2 separate regions of the Homo sapiens genome follow, and region 1 is linked to region 2. A link is an interaction called in ENCODE POLR2A ChIA-PET data of the cell type or tissue named here. Cell type or tissue: A673. All regions are shown on one strand. Each heading gives the region's core, and the rest is flanking DNA. Links, peaks and the distances in the headings are about the cores only. Region 1 overlaps DLG2 (discs large MAGUK scaffold protein 2). Region 2 overlaps DLG2 (discs large MAGUK scaffold protein 2).

Region 1 (8,344 bases), core at 200-8,199, 56 kb after region 2:
ATTATTATTATTTTTAAATTATTATTATGTTTTTTTTTAGACGGAGTCTTGCTCTGTCACCCAAGCTGGAGTGCAGTGGCGTGATCTCTGCTCACTGCAGGCTCCACCTCCTGGGTTCACTCCATTCTCCTGCCTCAGCCTCCCAAGTAACTGGGACTGCAGGCACCCACCACCACGCCCGGCTAGTTTTTTTTTTTTTTTCTTTTGTATTTTTAGTAGAGACGGGGCTTCACTGTGCTAGCCAGGATGGTCTCGATCTCCTGACCTCGTGATCCGCCTGCCTCAGCCTCCCAAAGTGCTGCGATTACAGGCGTGAGCCACTGTGCCCAGCCATTATTATTATTTTTTACTTAATGATGTGTCTTGGAGATCTTTATGTATCAGTACATAGAAAGCTTCTCCATTCTTTCTTACAAGTGTGGAGTAGCCCAATGTGAATTGTGCCATAGTTTTATTATCTCAATTTTAAAGATGAAACCAGTTCCAGGAGCTAAATAACTTTAACTTGGAGCAGAGCAGGTTGATGTGCTTTGTTTTCTTCTTTACATCCTTTTTAACTCATGTGATATATTGGGGACATCTATCCTTATGCTCCTATCTGCCTTTATTGGGGCCCTTTAGACGTCTTCTCTAGACAGATATTTGGAAGCAGTTATTTGTAATAAGCTTTGGAAACCTAGGGCATGATCACAGGTCCCAAAGTTTCTGATGTTTGCATATATTCAGAACTATTTTTTTTCTGCCCCTGCTGGACGTCTACCTGCAGCCCACTTCTCACATGTCAAAGATGCAGCTCTCTCTTGAATGCAGCAAAAGCTACTGATATTTTTGGCTGTCATTTAGCAGCCCTCTGCCTCTCTAATCACCTGATCCCACCTGGCGGGTTCTGAACTCTTGGCCGCAGACCCTGACTTTACAACCACACTCTGGAAGGTAACATAGGATGTGGAAGAGATAACATAGGATGTGGAAGAGATAACGTAGGATGAGAAGAGATAATTTAGGATAGGCTTTCAGAGCTTGGCACATGGCAAAAACTCAGTAAAGATATTATTATCATCTCATGAAATTCTTTCAAAACCATTTAACTATAGTACAATTATTATACCTGTTTTACAGATGTGTATACTGAGGATCAGAAAGTTTTTGTTTTGCCAGAGCTTACAGTCCTTAAGTGACAGAGATGATATCTACATTGAGGTCCTTCCAGGCTAGGTTTCTCTATATTTTATCATCAAATAGAATTCAGAAGAAACCCATGATACCAAATGTCACATGGAAGTACATATTTAGTAAGACATTGTACATACAGTTCAGGTTCACTCACAAAATAATTTTACTATGAGAAAAGATTCATGATTGGCATAAGATGCTGCTATGTTCTTCTGCACATTATAATTATATGAAAATGAAACACCCACTGCCATTTCTGCAAACCTATCATCTATATATTTCATTTCAGTCTCAGAAATGTTTGAAACAGGGTTTTTAGCCAATTTTGGAAAGAACATTTCCCTCTCAGCAAACATAATTATAATAGTAATAGTCACCATACTTGTTATATGCCAGGCACTGTACTAAGCTGTTTACCTCTATTATCTCATGTACTCCCCATCACAACCCTGTGACATTATTCATCATAGTCTTCATTTACAGATGGCATTGATGCTTAAGTGAGACTCAATGACTTATCCAAGTTTGTAGCAGCTAGTGAATGGCAGAGACTTGATGACAATCAAGCCAGTCTGTAATCAAAAGCTCCTATGTGAAATCACTGTGTTTTATCAAGTTGGCCTATAACAAGGTTCAGAGACCATGAGCCAAACCCATTGCAAGTCTTTTAGAATCACTTCTTACTGGCCAAAGATTTTAAAGTAAATGTCATAATTCTTACCAGCTGGTATCTCAATATTCTGGGCCTCTCTGTTCTTGAAAAAATATCACAATGTGGTGCATGTTCTTTTTAAATCCCACCTGCATTGTTAGCACCTTTAATTTTATTAAAGCTTTTTACATACCTTATATGCCAAGTCAGCAACTTTTCTTGGCCAGGCTGCTAGTAGAATCCCCCTGCCATGCCCCGAAGACATAACTTTTTCTTTCTAAGCAACACCATTCCCAAGTTTGGTCTTTCTAGCTTACATGTTTAGAAACAGATCAGCTTGTTATACGTAAGGGGTTGGAGGTTGATTTGTCTTAAGGAGAGTTCAAAAAACTGAACTTACTCTGGCTTAAAGAACTAAGTGTGGTCAACCAAATGCCCCTTAAAGCAATTAGGTACCATCTGCTTCCCAAGACTTTGGGAGTAGAGACCTGCTGCTTAGAAACCTTGTTTGAATTAGTATTACAACAAGCCAGTGGCCTGTGGTTTGATTAATTACTCATGACTTCTTACATAAAAGTAATCTTTCCTAAATGTATTCTTTGGATAATTAGAGGTCAAGTATTTGTTATTTTAGAGTCAACTTCATTTTCTTTCTTTAAGTAGCAAATTTAATATTGTTCACTTCAGTTGATCATTTATTGAGCACCTACTTTGTGCTAAGCACTGTTCAAGGCACTTTGAATTGTTAGGTAGAAAAAGTAGAACCAAACTTCTACTTTCTCCTCCCCAGAATTCAAAATGTTACAAACACTGACTCATTTCTTTGAGGGCAAAGAGCATGTCTTGTTATTCTTACGTTGAACACCTAGTATAGGACCTCACCCACAGAAAAATTTTTGTTTAGAGTAAAATGAATGATCTCTTCTTTCATCTGCTTTTCTGAAGGTGCTTTTAGCAGCATTGAACCACAGAAAGGGAAATTATATTTCTGTTTACTATGGCGAAAATTAAAAATGGATTTTTGACTTGGTACATATTCTCTTTTGTCTTGGGCTCCCATAGTGCTTTGCAACTCTCCAATAGCAGTATCACTTTTCTTCCATTTGTGACTACGAAGTCCTTCATGTTAGGGACCATGTCCTATTTCTCTGTTTCCTTACTATGACAGACCCAATACTCTGCACATAGTCATTTACTCAATATTTGTTTAATTGAATTAATCATAGGCTGCCTCATTTCCCTCTCGGAAGGTAGAGAACACATCTTGGTCATTTCTGTTTCCATTATATCTATAGTAGATTATGATGTACATTTTGTACTTAATGTATCATCAGTAAATGCTTATGGACTTCAAGTCTCCTCATTCCCTTGGTTGGATTTTTTTGTACTACCATTTTGCTTTTTCATATCAAGATGCCCAAAACTGTGACTCAAGGAATGAGTGCCTTTACTGACTGACTGACTGGCTGGCTTACCTAATGAGTAAATAATAATAACCAAGTACATATATAAAGTGCATTCTCATATAGCCACAAAATGTCGCCCTCTCACCTGCCACGTTGGGAAACAGGGTCCAGAAAAGGAAGAGCTTATCTAAGGTCACGTTAAGAGATTGTGCCAAAGCTAGGATTAGAATCTAGATTTCATTACCTCCAGCCCAGATTTTCTCCTTCCTAATATTAGTTCTCCCTTCTTTTCTTTACATTCCCACTGCTGCCATCTAAGATCAGGCCCTATCCCTCCTACCTGGACTGCTGCCATTGCCTCCTAACTGTTCTCTATGCTCCCAGCCTCAACACCTCCAGTCCATCCTCCACCTGGTTGCCAAGGTGATTTTCTAAAGTGCAAATCAGATCATGTTCACTCTGCTGTTTAAAGTCTTACAGAGGCTCCCATGGCCTATGGGATGGAGTCCCCTGACCCACATGACAGAGAATGATCCACCCCGTGACTCCCAAGCCTGCCTCTCATTTCTCTCCTCAGTCTGTTTTCCAGCTGGGTTCAAATGTCTACAGTGACCATAACCTTCAGGTTGTTTCACATCACGGTGGAGCCTGTCCCAATTCCTCCTGTGCTCTCTGCCCAGACCATCATCTCAACCTCTTCTCCCTTGGTTAACAGCTTCTTAGGCCTTCTAGGTAGACAGACAGGGGATTTTCTTTTTTTGAGGATTTTCTTTTTTTGAGATGGAGTCTCACTCTGTCACCCAGGCTGGAGTGCAGTGGCACCATCTCGGCTCACTGCAACCTCCACCTCCCAGGTTTAAGTGATTCTCCTGCCTCAGCCTCCCAAGTAGCTGGGATTACAGGCACCCACCACCATGCCTAGCTAATTTTGGTATTTTTAGTAGAGACAGGGTTTCAACATCTTAGACAGGTCTCGAGCTCCTGACGTCAGGTGATCCACCCACCTCGGCCTCCCAAAGTGCTGGGATTAGAGGCGTGAGCCACTGCACCCAGCTAGGACTCTTTTACTGAATCACAAACTCTATCCTCTTCCCCTCCCCACACATAATTTCTCCCTCATTAGAGGTGATCGCTAAGCACCTCATATATTTTCTTCTATCTTAATAGCGGTAACAGGCCTTTCACTTTCACTTAGTTTGTGAATCCTCCCAGTTCTGTGAACGTCTTAAGGGCAGGGGCTGGGCTATTCATGTTTGTATTCCCAGAACCTGGCACTAGGTCAGGCATATAATAGATGCTCCATTACACTGCTGCTGACTCTCTGGAATAAATATAGCTTCCATAACCCTTCACAGTGAATTAACTCAACTTATGGTTTTCTTTAAATTAAGCCTCACATGGAATGATAGTTGAATTATGTAAGACTTAAAGGAAAGAGAATGTATTTAAAGAAAACCAGCTCTTGAAAATGCCTTACTTTTATAGGTGGTGAACAAATATTTCGTAGCAACCATGGGATAATGTATCAGCATATTGGTAATGCAAAGTAGACGGGGCCACTGAATGTGTCTCTGAAGCTCTTTGCCACTGCCTTCCCACTGCGTCTCTCTTTAGCCCCCAGTTTACTGAAAGAAGTCAGTGTGGTTACCTATTCGGTGAAAAGAACTTGTGCCACATTCCGATCTTTCATCGTGGAGTAGATTTTCAGCTACATTTCCAGCTCCGTTGTTAAACCCATTCCTGCCTGATTTGCCAATTGCTAAAGTGTTCATTTGTTTTATTTATTTATGACGCGAGTCCCTTGGGTTCAAAAATCGCTTCAAAATGCTACTGCTCCATCTGGTTTAAATAGAGCATACTAGGAAGAAATAAGAGAAACAATGGGACCGTGAGGTTGAAGGAAGAAAGGAACAGTCTGGCAAACAGGAAGCAGAAGGAAATTAAGATTCTTTTTTCTTTCTTTATGACTTTGTGCTGGGGGGAGGGAAGCTATTTTCAGCAAGAAGATATGGTTGCTATCTGGAAGTTCACATTTCTATCTGCAATGATCTGATATTCAAAATCTATGAGGTCTGAGTCCATGAATGACTGTGAATCATGTTCAGGCAGGCTAGTCTCCAGGGCCGGGGACAATGGCCTTTGTTCTTCCCTTTTCTTATCTGTTTCATTATTCTCTTAGGCACTTAATATGCTGAACACAGGCAGCCCTGTAGGATGTTCTTTCCACGCAAGGGTAGACATTTTGGCTTTGGACTTTCTAGATTCTCCAGCAGAAGAGCCATTTACCTTGCTAATGCTTTTCATTTGTTTGAAGTCCTTGAAGGGCATGGTGGTGAGAGATTTAGTTAGAGTCCCAGCTCTGTTGCTTACTACCTGTGTGATCCTGGGGACACGGCTTTGCTTAACCTCTGAGCCTCAGTTTCAATAGCTCTCAAGTGGACCAATAATACTTATGTATTAAGCTTGTCAAGAAGATTAAACAAGCTATGTAAGAGGGCTTCACAGTAAACACTCAGGAATCAATAGCTATTTTTATAAGATCTGACTGTACTTCATTTTACATGCCCTTTGGGTTTTACAGCACTCCTCTGTGAGAAAGATACAGAAGGCATTTTTGGCCCAATTTGACACAATTGCATGAGGGAAGGGGCTCACAAACCCGAGAAACCCTGCTCCCAGTGATTGGTCCCTTTCCGATCTGTCACCTTTGGCTTGTGGTTGCATATCCTCTCTTCACCTTTTCTAAAGAATGACTCAGAGCTTTTCCTTTTGACAGCAAACCCTCTGAAAGAGAGACAATAGCAATCAAATACTTTGGCATTATTCACCCGGAGAGCTAAAAGCTGTCTCTGCCTTCCACATTTAGAGTGTAGGATACTGCTTTAAAAAGCACTAAGCAAGGACAAAACAATGTGATTGGGTCACATCTTTAATTTGTATTACTTTCCCTTTTATCAAAAGGGAAGTGGACAGGGTACGGTGTCCTCCACAAAGAAGGGTAGGAGAGAAGGGTGGAGCAGCAGGCACAGAGCTGCCTTCGCCGTTCCCACACCCTACTGCTATGCACGGTTTGATTGCGTGTTGCCTGCTGTTCATTTGGCCCTTCCTGAAGGGACTGGAGGGCAAAACAAGGACTCTGCTTCCCCAAAGTTGGGGAAGGTAATTAGAAGCTGCATACTACACTCAAACTGTCCAGTGACTATTCAACAGTACTAAAATAATGCTCAAATTCACCAGACAACTTTTCCTGTGTGCACTCATGCCCCCAGACCCAGCATGGTCAGCCAATCTACAGTGAATTTATTTCAGGCATGTGACAAGGGCTGACACTTCTCCTCAATTTGGTACTGTAAAAACTAACAATAATATGTTAGTTATAATAATACCAGTAGCTGTTACAATCAAAACTCAAAAAAAGGTTTAAACAATTAGAAGCTTATTTACTTTCTCAGAAAGTCTAAAGCCGGTCTTCTTGGCTAATGGGCAACTCTCCCCTGGTCAGTGATTCAGGAACTTTGGCTTTTCCACACTATGGCTCCTTCATCTTCAACATGTAGCTCTGAAGCCAAAAGATTCATTGCATCAAGCTAGTAGAAGGGAAATAACATGAAGGCTTGTGAGGGGATTATTTTTATGGGCCAAGCTTGTTCCCTTACATTGGCCAGAACTCACATTCCCTTGGCCCAGACTCAGACACATGGCCACACCTAATTTTTAGGGTAGAGTCTAGTTTTGTGCTCTAGGAGAAGAGGAAATGAGTTTGGTGAACCAGATAGTCTCTGCCTCAAAGTAGTAATGACAAAAATTAACATTTATAAAGCATTTGTTTTGTGCCAGGCATTGGCTAAGCCCTTTACCTACATTATTTTTAAATTCATATACCATATTATTCACTTGTTTAAAATATACAATTCAGTGGATTTTATTATATTCACAGAGTTGTGCAACCATCACCACAATTTTAGAGCATTTTCATCATCTCCAAAAGAAACCCCATAACTATTAGCAACTCCTCATTTCCTCCCACCCCCTACCTCCAGCCCTAGGCACCATCAATCTATTTTCCATCTATATGGATTTGCCTATTCTAGGCATTTCATATAAACAGAATACCTACATTCTTTTATATAACCCTCACCATGATCCTAAAAGTTAGGCATGTTATTACTTCCATTTTACAGATAAATTTACAGAGAATCAGGCTGTTTAAATGATTTGCCAATAATTTTAAGCCCTGCTCATCATTGAACTCCATTATGCTGTACTGCATCCCAGTCATATCATGCCATGATTTGTTGCAGGGAAGGGGTGTTTGTTTGCTTGTTTTCTAATGACTATTATGGCAACAAACTGACTTCTTTATAACAGGCTCCTTTACTGAAATGACAGGCACTTAGGTGTCAGAAAGCTTCAGGTTTGAAACTCAGATCTACCACTTACCGGATACATGAAAAATATACACTGCTTAGTTCCTCTTGAGTCCCAGCATCTTTATCTATAAAATGGGAATAACAAATTCCTGTTTGCGGGGAGGAGTCAATGAGATTAACATATGTGAAAGCTCTTCTCACAACTTTACGTAGTCCATGTCCTGCCAGTGTAGTTGTCCTTGCTTAGAAGTGAAGTTCTAACTATAATTGGGCAGCCACAGAAATTATGTTCACATGTCTGGTCTTCTGGATACCGTCCAGGAAAAAATTATTGTAACTTGCACTTTTCGGTATCCACGTTACAACCCAGGAGTGGCCGAGACCCTTGGAGAATCTGCTACAATGAGAATGAGAAAAAAGGGAACATATTCTCCAGGACAGCAAAGCATATGCAGAGTATCTTCTATCGGCTTCTGATCTCCACTGGGCAGAGCAGCTTGTTACAGGCACCTAGAACCAGCTGAGCCAGTGTAAGTTTGAAGTTCGTTGGGAAAGAAGATAAGCTGGCTGAGTTTCTGTAGGCAAAGAGCCAGTAATGAGGTTTCCAGCATTCCATCACACGTCCTTTTCATCACTTTCAGCTCAGCCAGAGACAGCAGAGCCTCATACGCAGGGGCCAAGTGTGTATTTGAGAGACTCGAAGAGGGAGAATGAAAAGTATTGTGAATGAGTGAATTGTACTT
Region 2 (8,344 bases), core at 171-8,170:
ATTCCTATATTTACCCTTTGTTAATGAACTTAAATATACTGTCTAGATTCTTACAGTGTATTATATTAAAAATACTATATGTATATGTACATTCATATGAGACTATTACATTGAAATGAAAACACAGTCATATCTAGTTTTTGCCGTTTGCTTGTGGACATCACCCACAGATTTACTTGAGTTCTGATAAACATATCGCAAACTCGATATCAGAGTAGAACTAATTTTGAATAGCTTAAAGCCATTTATAGTCATTCAAGTGTATAATCTGTGCTGGAAATGTAATTTAAAAGATATTAACTTGTATTCTTTTTCATTATAGTTACGTTTATTTTATTTCTTGATTTTTAAAACCTACATTTAAAAAATATTATTTTATTTACACAATCTTCTTTGAAATAAGGTAAAAGTAGGTAAGATCTTGCAACACATCAGTTTACCTTTTGAATGTTAATGATAGGCAACATTCATTTAAATTTTCTCACAACAAATAAATCTGACATTTAAACCATGCTGGTATTTAGAAGCTAGAAACATATTCTAGTACTTACCTAAAATAATATTATATTTTCCTGGAGGCAAGTTAGTTTTCTTCCTTGCTTAAATGAAAGCGATTATAGAAATTAGAATAAATAATTATAAATTAAATTATCACTGATAATTACATATTTTTCATCCTGGGCCATATCTTTGCCAATATTGTTTCTCCAACTAACTCACATCACTCTCTTTGCTTTCTAATGACTTCTTTTTCACATGGCAAATTGTTTCCTCCTGTATCTTGTGTTTCAGTGAAATCTTTGTATCTCTTACATGACAAGCTTCAGCAATCACAAGTAAGGCTCTTACCCTTTGGTCCTCCTGAATCTCTAATCATCAAGTCACAGGCCAGAAAGGCAGGCACCAAAGTGAGGAATGTAAAGTGATCATGTGGAATAGACCCCTATTTTATTTACTGTCAGTAAGGATAGGAGACCTCTACCTTCTTGATGCAAATGATAAATGTTACTTTTGCAATTTACTCACTTTAATTAGCATGATGCACTGCTTCTCCATAATGGGAGTCCTAAATATAGGAGATTTCAACATAATAAATTAAAGACAATTAGGCAAGACAGAAACCAAATTCATTATTTGCAATTCTAATCCTCTTATTGGATATACTTGACATTTAATGCAAAATAAGTGCTCCACTGCCACTACTATTTATACAATAGTAGATACTCATTAAAAAGTTAGTGTTAGAAACTCCACCCCTCCCCCAAGAAATATAGGGCACAATTGATTTTAACAGTTTTTGTTTATTTGTTTGTTTGTTTTTTGCGGGGGTCAAGTATTTTTCTAAGATATTCTGCTGGTAGAGAACTAAAGATCATTATTTGGATAATTCAGGATAAATTTCCCCCAATTGTAAACCCAGTATTTTTTAACTAAATAAGCTCCATGTTTAGGGCAAAAGCATTGTTTATGTGCACTGGGGAATTGGGGATGGGGCAGAGGCAGGATTTGGTTGAATTGTTGTATTACTGCCTTTTTTCTCTATTTCACTTGGCATGTAATTCGATAATTTAAAGCTATGAAATAGACACTATATATATGAAATATATATGAAATATATATATGATATATATGATATATATCATATATATGAAATATATATATGATATATATGATATATATCATATATATATGAAATATATATATGATATATATGATATATCATATATATGACATATATATGCCATATCATATATATTACATATATGAAATATATATATATCATATATATAGTGTCTATATATGAAATAGACACTATATATATTTTAAATTGATATATATATCAATTTAAAATATATATATATTTATTGATATATTTTATATCAATTTTATATATATATTTTAAATTGATGACTGGCACAGGAGTTAAATAAACTTTAATTTTACTTGAGTATGAATTTTGCATTTCTCCTGGAAACTCCCTAAATAAACATCTACTATGCTATACAGTATAGAGGAAAACAATTTGGTCAAAGAGCCATGAGTGGAGAGATCTCAGTTTTTGGTTTTGGTTTTTTGTTTTATTTTGTTTTTGAGAGAGAGAGCCTTGCTGTGTCACCCAGGCTGGAGTGCAGTGGCACAATCTTGGCTCACTGCAACCTCTGCCTCCCAGGTTCAAGGGATTCTCTTGCCTCAGCCTCCAGAGTAGCTGGGATTACAGGCGCCTGCCACCACGCCCAGCTAATTTTGGTATTTTTAGTAGAGGTGGAGTTTCTCCATGTTGGCCAGGCTGGTCTCAAACTCCTAACCTCAAGTGATCCACCCGCCTCAGCCTCCCAAAGTGCTTGGATCACAGGTGTGAGCCACCACGCCCGGCCATGAGATCTGAGTTTTATTCCTTATTCTATTGCTAGATAAATAACCTTGGTCAAAATATTTACCCTTTCTGAGTCTCAGTTAATACTACCTAAAAATCATACTACATTTCCTTTGTAAATTCACTGTCCCCTCAAGGACTACTTTTTATTTCTCCTCTTACCTTAAACTTTCAGCAACACTCTCCTCATTCTCATTGTCAGCTGCTGAGCTTCCTTTCTACTTTTCTGAAACAACTTTATTTAATCAAGAGAGAATCATCTGCCCATCTATCTGCATCTGTAATTTCTTTCCTGGAACTGTGGATGAATTTCCCATATTTCTGGCCAATGCCTTCTTCGTTCTCATATTCCAGGTGACATTAATTCAGCAATTCCTCTTTGTATTTGGCATTATCAACATTTTCTCTCTATTGAATCAATCCCTTAGGAGAAAACTCACACTGCTATTTCTCCCATCTTAAAACAATTAAACAATCTTGCTTTATAACAAAGCTCATTGGAAAAGTGTGCTTTATATCTCCAATTGCTCTTCTTCCATTCTCCTTTGAACCCACTCTATCTGGCGTTCATCCCCACCACTCACCAAAATTTTTATTCTCAGTGTTGCAAATGATCTCCATTGTCACTTCTCAATTTTCAATTTTCACCATATTTCTCCATCAGCAGCATTTGTCATAGTTGAACACTCCTTTCTCCTAGAAGTACTTGATTCGCTTGGCTTATATGATTCATACTTGGATGATTTTCCTCCTGGTTTCTCCTGGTCAATTCTGTGTGTTTTGGAATGGGGAGGGAAGGAAGTTCACCTTCATTGTTAAAACCTGTAATTTGGAGTGTCCCTTGGCTTATTCCTCTTTTTTTTTTTTTTCTTTTGAGACAGAGTCTCGCTCTGTCAACCAGGCTGGAGTGCAGTGGCACCATCTCAGCTCACTGCAAGCTCCGCCTCCTGGGTTCATGCCATTCTCCTACCTCAGCCTCATGAGTAGCTGGGACTACAGGAGCCCACCACCATGCCCAGCTGATTTTTTCTATTTTTAGTAGAGACGGGGTTTCACCGTGTTAGCCAGGATGGTCTCGATCTCCTGACCTCGTGATCCACCTGCCTCGGCCTCCCGAAGTGCTGGGATTACAGGCGTGAGCCACCGCAGCCAGGCAAGTCCTCTCTTTTTTATCTCTACCTACTCCCTTGCTGATCTCATGCAGTGTCATAATTTTAAATCCCAGCTCAATGCTAATAATTCCCATTGCTATCTGAAATCTGGACACTGGAACAACTCTCCAAAGAACTCCATATTGGTGTTCTAGTTCCCATTTGACTTCTCTACTTAAATGTCTAGTAAGTATCTTAAACATAGCATGTCCAAAATTGACCTTTTGATCTTCTACTTTCTACAACCAGAAACTTCTACAATCTTTCCTACCTCAGTGGCAATTCCATTTTTCCAGTTGCTGAGGCCAAAAAACTTGATGTCATCCTTAACTTCTCCCTTTCTCTCATCTTCACATTTGATCCATAAGCAAATTTGATCAGCTACACCTTAGATTTATATCCAGGGCTTGACTATTTCTTAGCATCCTCATTTTTCTATCCTAGTCCATATAACTATCATTCATTACCTGGGTTAATGCAACTGACTCCTAATGGTCACCTTGGTTATGTTCTTTCTCCCTTCAATCTGTTGTCAACACAAATGTAAGTTAGATTATCTTATTCTTCTACTCTAAACTTCTCCTATCCCACCCAGAGCAAAAGCCAAAGTCCTTAATATTGACCTCTAAGCTCCTATATATTTCTCTCCCATTTCCCATTTACTCTCTGACTTCGTTTCTAGCTACTCTTCCTCTACTGTTTCTGCTGTATTCCTACTGGCTTCCTAGTGTTCCTCTAACACACTGGGCACACTTCCAGCTCAGGTCCTTGCTGTTCTCTAGCCAAGAATGTTATTTCTGAAAGTATCTGCATAACCACCTTTCTTCAAACTTTATTAAAAAGTTAGCTTCCACATGAGAACTTTTCTGCCTCCACAGTATACATATACTTTATATCCCACTTCTCTGCTTTGTATTCTGACTTTTTACATTGAACACTATCAATATATATTTTACTTATCTAACATATTTTTCTGTCTCTCTCATTAGAAGAGAAGTTCAGTGAGGACAGAGAGTTTATCTTGTTTTGCTCACTGTTGAACCTCTAGTGCCTAGTAAAATATCTGATACACGGGGAGTGGTCAATAAATGTTTGTTAAATGCATAAAGAAATAAACTAACTCTGTCTACTCCATATCTGGACTGTAAGTTAGGAGGTCTATAACTCTGGGACAATAAGTCCTAAAGGTACCTTTTAAATTATTATTGAAAAAATAATCATATTTAGTGTGTTCTTTATTTTTTATTCTATATGTTTTGATCAGTGTTGGAAATTTAACTTTTTTGGGGCTCTCAGTTTTCTCTTGAGAAGACTGAAGTACATCAGCAGTTTTCATAGGCAAGCATATTTATTTCATATATCTATAATGTCATGGAACCATTTGTTCAAATGGCACATTATTTGAAATGTCTATATGTAGAACAGATGAAAGTAGAGATGAATGTAGGGTACAGCAAGGAGTAGAGCCTCTCTCTATTGCTTCTATGGCACCTCAGAGTAGAGTCTAAAGGTAACTGAACTGCATAATTATCTAATCGAAAAGTCCTATTATTCTACATTTGGTAATTCTTATCTCAATATTTGATTAACCAGAAGACTCTGCTCTTTAACTATATTGGATTTCAGTGCAATTCAGGTATTCAGAATGTTAAGAAAACATTCCTCATACTTGTCGATAGTATTATACGTGGTCATTAGCCTCAGTCACAGAATAACAACTAAACTGCCAGAGGGACTTCCCATGAACACCACTAGAAAAACCCATATTCTTTATCCTACACGACTTTTAGCCTTAAATCCTAGGGCCAGTGAGCTGCTTCAGATGGGAATCTTGGGGGTTCCTCTTGATGCTTTAACTTAAGAACTAGAGTAAAGACAAGCTTGAGCGTTTTTTCTTGTGACCCCTTTTAGTCTTTGTCCATGAGTTTACCTTAGCATTAATCAGAGTTCCCCCTCCCTAAAAGTGAAAGGTAACATGTATCAAATTAGTTCATAACAACCTGATCCTGAAGAATTATGTTTATTCAATGGCACAGGTGGCTGTAATTAGGGCAGTCTTTTTGATTAGTAACAGCATAATTCTTAGGAAGCAGAGAAAACGCTTCACTTATTTTATCTTATGAGGTCAGGCTTTGTGGCTGTTCTCTCTTTGAAACAAAACTTCAGTGTTTACAAACATACCCATAGGAGACAATTTGAAGGTATCTGCCAATTTTCCCCAGTGTAGGTCCCTACATACACATTTCTAAGAAATAATCTTACTTCGCTGTGCATAGCTAGATGTGAACCAAAAGGAACTCATCAGACCCCCTCAGGATTTGAAATTGCATCTTAGAGATGCATTTCTCTCTGTTAGTGCTTAAACTCAAAGATGGCATACAGCTGGGGTGCAGGCTGGAAATACAGCTGCTGGGTGGGGGCTCTGTGTGCAGAGAAAGTGGGTTGGCAGAGAGAAGGAAGAGGGAAACTGACACAGGAAGAAACAAGAGGAGACAGTATAACCAAGAGAGAGACAAATGGCACAGATCATAACTGAAAAACTCCCTTTATTCCTAGGCCTTGTGGTTGCTGTTTCTAGACTGTTTCAAAGCCAGGATTTGCATCTTTTTCTTGGGTTCCTAGAAATGACCCCTGTATCCTGACAAGGAAATTATCACTTTAGCTTGAGCAGTTTGAATGGACATCTCTTTTATGCAATAAAATTATTTCTGAAGGAGACGCTATCAGGATGAACATCTTCAAAAAGAAAGGCAAAAAGGTTGCCTCTCTGGCAACTGTGACCTGATTCTATGGCTCTCCATGCTAATCATCACTGCCATCTCTCATCTGTGTTGTGCTGCTAGAATTCCAATGTGGTACCTGCACAAGTCTAGAAGGACCTATTGCCTATGATGGTCAACCCACAAAAGCCATATGGGGAGCCATGACCACTAATGAACTACATACTGCAGCTGCCTCAGAGTCAGTCAAAACTGATATAATTGACCAAAATCTATGTAGAATTTTTCCCATAAAATGTTAGAGTATGAAAAATGTTTTAGAGATAAATTGATCTTTTAAAAGAGTACGGAAAATATTATCTTTCATTTATTTCATTTCAAATGGCAAAAAAAGCTTGTAAAATTGCTACTTCTGCTTTTCTGGGAAATGGAGGGGAACAAAGTAGTAGAGATTTCATTTTGGAGCTAAAGTGAAAAATTATCATACATTTCTATTTTCTACCGCCAATATAAATAGTGCACATAAAAGATACCCTTAAACTATATACTAATGGACAAAGATGAGAGTTCCTTTTCTAAATGTAAGCAGGCATTACTGTGAATCAGTTTAAACATTGTCTTCTTAGTGAAGCCTTCCTTGACCCTTCTACCTCAGGCAGAGTCATGTTTCTTTCTGAGCTGAATGGCATTTTGGACATATCCCTGTGATTGTCATGTACTCACTGTAATGACTGTTTATCTCTCTTCTTCACTAAACAGTGAGCATTTTGAGTAGGAAGTGGGACCATTAAACAGGAGGGCTAATACAGTAGAAAAAGCAGGCTTATTAGAGTAAGAGTGGAGTCAGGGAAAGGGAAAGCTTGGCTTTATTTAAACTAGGTTGAACATGAGGTGTCTCTGAAAGTTGCAGATGAAAATGTCCAGTTGATTATATGCATCCTGAGAACAGAATACAGGTCTAATCCACAGTTAGAGATCTGGAACTAGTCAAGGTGTGGTTGATAGTTAGAACTGTAGTAATCAGTGATATCGTCCTGGGAGAACATGTCAAGTGTAAAGGGAAGAAAGCTAAGAACAGAGCCCTCGTGAATATGTATCAAGGGTAGACCATATTTCCTAAAGTGGTATTTTTCAAACCTTGACAGAGTACATACAGAATCTATCTAAAGGAAAGCAGCATTTTATATGATTAAAGATGGGGATTCTCAAGCCAGATTGCCTGTTAAATCCCAACTGTACCACTTACTTGTTGTGTGATCATGGGTTATTAATTTCTATAAGTGCCTCAATCTTCTCCACAGCACAGTGGAGCTAATAACAATACCTATGTCATATGATTATTACAAGGAGTTAGTACTTAATATCTGGTATATAGAAAGCTCTATATGAGTGTTTGTAAAATAAAATTCAAATAAGAAAGGAAAAGAATCCTTGAGTAAACTCAGGTTGGCTTAGAATTTTTGTTTATATTACTTAAATATATAATATATATAAACAGAAACTTCATATGAAACATCTATACTTGCAGCACTAATACAACCATAAAAACTAAATATGCTTATAAAATAAATATAAAGAAAATTCAAAACCGGGTGCGGTGGCTCATGCCTGTAATCCCAACACTTTGGAAGGCCAAGATGTGTGGATAGTTTGAGCCCAGGATGGATCACTTGAGGGTGGATAGCTTGAGCCCAGCAACATGGCGAAACCCCATCTCTACAAAAATACACAAGTAATTAGCAAGGTGTGTTGGCGTCCACCTGTAGTCCCAGCTACTGGAAAGGCTGAGGTGGGAGGATGGCTTGAGCCTGGGAGGCGGTTGCAGTGAGCCAGAATTGTACCACTGCACTCCAGCCTAAGTGACAGAGCCAGACCCTGTCAAAAAAGAGAGAGAGAGAGAGAGACAGGAAGGAAGGCAGGAAGGAAGGCAGGAAGGAAGGCAGGAAGGAAGGAAGGAAGGAAGGAAGGAAGGAAGGAAGGAAGGAAGGAAGGAAGATTTTAAAGCAAATTAAAATCAAACTTACAATATTAATTTAATGTAATTGCTTATGTTATTCTACCAAAACTACATAACAGTTCTCCACATGAAGTATGATACT

What was found. Peaks named below come from ENCODE experiments on the same cell type or tissue, not always from the same donor. Only the 100,000 strongest peaks of a DNase experiment are listed, where the experiment ranks them.
Region 1: POLR2A ChIA-PET joins it to region 2 with 10 read pairs; 2 of 35 experiments call an interaction of 5 or more read pairs at or near these places.

What each region holds. Positions count from the first base shown.
Region 1 is chr11:83,691,403-83,699,746 of GRCh38, reverse strand. All of the region lies in intron 18 of DLG2 (discs large MAGUK scaffold protein 2), which reads left to right. DLG2-AS2 (DLG2 antisense RNA 2) reads right to left here. Exons shown (of 12, transcript NR_187249.1): 8 at 7,672-7,726; 9 at 6,676-6,818; 10 at 5,937-6,015. Among named protein-coding and RNA genes, the nearest start is that of DLG2-AS2, 58 kb to the right of the region's middle. In A673, for the core only: no CTCF peak of the experiment used is centred there; DNase peaks (open chromatin) are centred at 4,466, 5,066 and 8,176; H3K4me3 peaks cover 3,818 bases; H3K27ac peaks cover 6,143 bases.
Region 2 is chr11:83,747,172-83,755,515 of GRCh38, reverse strand. The region is part of intron 18 of DLG2 (discs large MAGUK scaffold protein 2); the gene reads left to right. Among named protein-coding and RNA genes, the nearest start is that of DLG2-AS2, 110 kb to the right of the region's middle. In A673, for the core only: no CTCF peak of the experiment used is centred there; DNase peaks (open chromatin) are centred at 875, 4,265, 7,205, 8,105 and 5 weaker places; H3K4me3 peaks cover 7,015 bases; H3K27ac peaks cover 7,520 bases.